Linked DNA regions of Homo sapiens: region 2 is linked to region 1. Evidence: chromatin loops called from intact Hi-C (ENCODE). Cell type or tissue: HCT116. All regions are shown on one strand.

Evidence for each region. Hi-C counts contacts between places; a loop is a spot of excess contacts. Peaks named below come from ENCODE experiments on the same cell type or tissue, not always from the same donor. Only the 100,000 strongest peaks of a DNase experiment are listed, where the experiment ranks them.
Region 2: a loop joins it to region 1, with 7 times the contacts of the local background. A loop is called at or near these places in 3 of 110 quality-filtered maps.

Annotation. Positions count from the first base shown.
Region 1 is chr5:172,712,005-172,714,504 of GRCh38, reverse strand. No RefSeq gene overlaps it. Among named protein-coding and RNA genes, the nearest start is that of MIR5003, 51 kb to the right of the region's middle. RefSeq lists an enhancer at 1,109-1,716. In HCT116, CTCF peaks have their summits at 1,126 and 1,327 (motif pointing left); no DNase peak of the experiment used is centred here.
Region 2 is chr5:173,983,337-173,985,836 of GRCh38, reverse strand. No RefSeq gene overlaps it. Among named protein-coding and RNA genes, the nearest start is that of C5orf47, 4.6 kb to the left of the region's middle. In HCT116, a CTCF peak has its summit at 1,401; a DNase peak (open chromatin) is centred at 1,396.

The DNA.
Region 1 (2,500 bases):
TGCCTTTGCCCCAGGGACAAAATCTGTGCTCTGAGGATGGCATTCATTGCCAGTGATCTGCGGCTGGTCCCACCCCCAAGACCCATTTCCTGCTCTGAATGTCCCAAGCCACCTCCGATTCTCTAAACCACTCTCATTTTCTTTTTTTTCATAATGACCGTCTTCTATTCGGGAGCAGTCCAAGGATCAAAGGAGGGACAGGGTTTGTATTAGGTCACAGATGTGTTAGAATTCACACCTGGCTCTGGCTGGTCCAAAACCTCCAGAGCCTGCAGTTCTCCAATGTTAGGATGCAGAGGAATGGCTGGGGACCGGTTCAGATGGCAGCTGTCCAGGCCCCCTCCGGGGGAGGCAGGGGAGGGTCCTGGGAACCTGCATGGCCAGTGCTTGCCAACCCTCTGCAGCCCTCGGGCTGTCTGTTGGGACTTGAGTGGGCACAGAAGGTGCAAGGTATCTTCTGGGGCTTTTCCACCTGGTGGGCCCTGCCCACCCAGGGGGCTCTGGGCAGCCTGGGACACTGGCCTCACCTCTCCCATGGAGCAGCCTCACCTCTCACTCCCCTCCCTCAGGGTCCCGCCTCACTGTCCTCACAGTTGTGTTGCCCAGGCCCGAGAAAGGGCTGGTGCAGACCAGAGGTTCTCATACTTGACTGCACATCAGAATGTTCTGGAGTGCTTTTAGCCACAGGTTGCTGGGCTCAATCCCAGAGTCTCTAAATCAGGAGGTCTGGGTGGACAGGAGCTGCTGCTGCTCCAGGTACCACACTGTGAGAACCACTCATGTGGAGGCAGCTAGATGCAGGGGTGGCCAGTAGGCAGGCAAGGGGTGGGAAGGCATCACCAAGCTCCACTGGGTACAGCTGTGCCTCAGTTTCCCCAAGTGCAGACATGGAGAACAGCAATGCCTACCTACCTATGGGAGTTGCCAGGATTGTAGGCATGTGAGAGTAGGGGACCAGTATTTGTTTTTCTTTCCCACTTAGAAGTCCCCTTTCAGGCTGGCTCCATCCACGAATGTTTGCTGTGCAAACACATCCCTTCCTACCTCAGGCCCTTGGGCTCAGTTCCTACCGGGCAGCAAGGATTTCTGCCATCCCCCTGAGAGGCAGGGTGTCTGCTGGTCACAGCTGAGAAGCTGCCGGGGAAGGAGTCAAACCAGGCCTTAGTCTTTATTTGTCCACAGTGTTTTTCAGGGAGGCCACGGCGCCCACCCACTGGGCACCCGGCCCCTTCCCCTTGCTGGGGAACCCCCCTGGAGTCCACGCATCAGGCGGGCCATTTCCCGGGTTTTGGCGCCCTCTGGCGGTCAGCGAACGAAGGAACAAAGGCGAGGAAGGCAGAGAGCCTGACCCCAGGGCTTTGCAGCCCCCCATCTGCGGGGATGCATTCATTTCTTTATTCACCCATCCATTCCACAAACATTCAGTGCCACTGGGATAGGCACCGGGGACCACAATGGACGAAGCTAGACACGATGGCTGCTCTGGCCACATTCATAGTCCATCAGGAAACATATTCACGCGCCTGCACAGATGTATTAATACAGCCTTTGTTAGAAATGCGTGGAGGAAAAATTCAGGGTGCATGAAAGCATATACCCGAGGGACTGCCCGGTGGCCCAGGCAGCCAAGGACCCTGGGGGAGAGGGTTGATTGGAAGTTATGAGCAGGGGATGGGGCGAGGTTTCCTAGAGCACACAGCATGTGCAAAGGCCCTGGGCAGGGAGGAAGTCTGGTGAGTGTGAAAGCCAGAGACGCTGGATGGGAGGAGGCAGCTGTGGAACAATGTCTGGGAGGCCAGCAGGCCTGATTTCACAAGGCCTTCTCAGCCTCAGTGAGAAGATTCATTTATCTTCTTGGCACATCGGAGTGATGCCTGGTTAAGGGGGTGGTCTCTGGCTCCAGGCTGCCTGGGTTTGAGTCCTGTTTTTGCTTTGGTCAGCTGGGTGACCTTGGGCAAGTTGCTTAAGCTCTCTGTGCCTGCTTTCTCGCTTGGGTAATGGAGTGGTAACAGAGGTCCCTTCATAGGGCTTCTGTAACAATTCCATGAATCTGCACAAGCAACATGCCTGGAACAGTGCAGGTTCTTGGCAGTGCTCAGTGAGGGCTGGCAGATTTGTTATTGGTTTTTTTGTTTTTGTTTGTTTGTTTTTGAGACAGAGTCTCCCTCTGTTGCCCAGGCTGGAGTGCAGTGGCACGATCTTGGCTCACTGCAACCTCCACCTCCTGGGTTCAGTAATTCTCCTGCCTCAGCCTCCCGAGTAGCTGAGACTACAGACGTGCACCACCATGCAGGGCTAGTTTTGTATTTTTAGTAGAGACGAGGTTTCACAATGTTGGCCAGGCTGGTCTCGAACTCCTGACCTCAGGTGATCTATCTGTCTCAGCCTCCCAAAGTGCTGGGATTACAGGTGTGAGACACCACACCTGGCCGATTTGTTGTTGCTGTTATTTTTATTGGAGGGTTCTGAGCTGGGGGTGACAGGGTGAGAATCCTGGTGG
Region 2 (2,500 bases), 1.3 Mb before region 1:
TTTGGGGAGGTGGATTTCAGGTTTGTTCTCCCGTCTTCTCACACAGCAGCCTTGTGAATAACATCTTTTCTCCCTTGCAAAACGCATCACCTCAGTGATTGGCTTGCTGCCTGAGGGTAGAATGAACTTGGTTAGTTAACAACTGTAGAAGTTTGTGTATCATTTGAATATGTCACCATTTATTTTTATCCTTTCCACTTATTGATGGACATTTAGTTGTTTCCAGTTTGGTTCATTATTAGTGGGACTAAGAAGAATCTCATACATACCCTTTGTGGAAACAGGTTATAGGCTATATATGTTAGTGTGGAGTTGCTTAGGGTGTTCATACGTTCAGCTTTAGGTGCTGCTGACAAACAGGTATCCAAAATGGTTGTACCAATTTACACTCCTCCAGCCAAGTATGAGGATTCCACTTGCTCCACTTGTTCACCTCCACTTGGCATTGTCATCTTCATGTTAGCTGTTCTCATGGATATGTATATTAGGGTTTTCCAGAGAAGCAGAAACAAAAGACTGTGGCGTGAGAGAGAGAGAGAAACTACAAGGTACACCAGCAAGCTAAGAGATCTAGGGAAGAGTTGTTGATGCTGCAGTTCCAGTCTAAAGGTCCTCTGCTGGCAGAATTCCCCCCTCTTCAAGTGAGCCCAGTCTTTTCTTCCAGGCTGATATGGTTTGGCTGTGTCCCCACCCAGTCTCGTCTTGAATTGTAGTTCCCATGATCCCCACATGTTGTGGGAGAGACCCAGTGGGAAGTAACTGAATTGTGGGGGCAGTTATCCCCATGCTGCTTTTCTCATGATAGTGAGTGAGTTCTCACAAGATCTGATGGTTTTATCAGAAGCTTTTCCCCCTTTTGCTCAGCACTTCTCTTTGCTGCTGTCATGTGAAGAAGGACATGTTTGTTTCCACTTCCACCATGATTGTAAGTTTCCTGAGGCCTCTCCAGCCATGCCAAACGGTGAGTCAATTAAACCTCTTTCTTTTATAAATTACCCAGTCTTGGATATATCTGTATGAGCAGTATGAGAATGGACTAATACACAGGCCTTCAAATGATTGGATAAGGCTCACTTATATTTTGGAGGGTTATCTACTTTACTCCGAGTCTACTAGCTTAAATGTTAATCTCACTAAGAAAAAAAAATACCTCACAGAAACACATCACTGTCTCATTAGGATTGGTAACTGGCACTTTGCTTTGTCTATCTGAGAAGGTCATGGTTCCCGGTTTGCTGTTGTTTCTTGTGGATGTGCGTCCATATCTTTGCATGAAAGGTTATATTTTCCAGTCTTCACATCCAGCTTGTTTTTGTCTTTCTAGGGTATGTTTGCTTAGATTCTTTGCAGTCCACCTGTTGAATGCTGTTTCCACTAGGACACTGCCTCCTTTTCCACACTAGATGGCCTCTTAAGCCCAGGTTTGCCTCACTTTCACAAACAGTAGTGCTGCCAGACTTGGATGGAGGGTGGTGAGGTCCCAAATGAAACACCCTAGCCATGTGGGAAGGCTGGTAGGGGGTCGTACCCAGGGACCTGTGGAGCATGCCTCCCATAGCGTGGTGCTGCTGGAGAGCCACTGAACTGCCATCCTCCCTTCTTAGTCTCAAGCTGCCCTCAGGGGTTTTTCTCCCTTCAGGCACTCACAACGCTTCCTATAGGTTGATGCAGGAACCCAGGATAATGGGAAAGCTGGCATCCACCTCACTGTCACCAGTGGAGCAAAAGTTCATGATGTGAGTCTCCACATGCTGTTCTCTTCGTCTGAGTGGGAGCTGCAAATTAGTCCTGCCTTCTATCTGCCATTTTCCCCCAGTAGGTCTTTTTTTATGTGTCCTATAATAATATTGACAATAACTCTCATCAACATATTCTACAAAATATTCTGAAGAAATTCTGAAAAAGAAAACAGCAAAAATGATTCTAAGGGCAGTTTTCTGTGTGGTGACTGGCAGCTTGGGGCACGATCATCAAGGATAAAGAAGTCCATTTCTCTTACCCTCCAATTGGAGGCTTTTTACTTCTCTGAGGCCTTGGGGATCATTTCTGCTTCATATTTGAGTTCTAGGATATTGCTGGTGATAACCTTTGCACTGATATTGGTTTTAGTTTTCTGTGGGGGAGAGGGAGGCCAGATTGCTTCTACTCTGCCATTTTGGTGACTTGACTCTCAACTTTTCTTCCTCCCTATGTTTTATGTAAGCACATATAGAGTTTTTGGTAATTTTATAGTATATTCTAAGCATCATGAGACATCAGTATTACTATGTTTTATACAGTCAGGCTTCATTTAGGTTTACTAATATATTTACTCTTTCCATTGCTGTTCATTCATCTTTTTTCCATTTCATTCATTTTAAACTGTATATATATATTTCTGCTGGGTATTGAATTCATGTCGCCAACTATTTTTTTTCAGCACTTTGAAGATATTCTATTGTCTTCTTGTTTCTGATATTGCTTTTGAGAAGTCAGCTATTAGTCATATTACTGCCCTTTA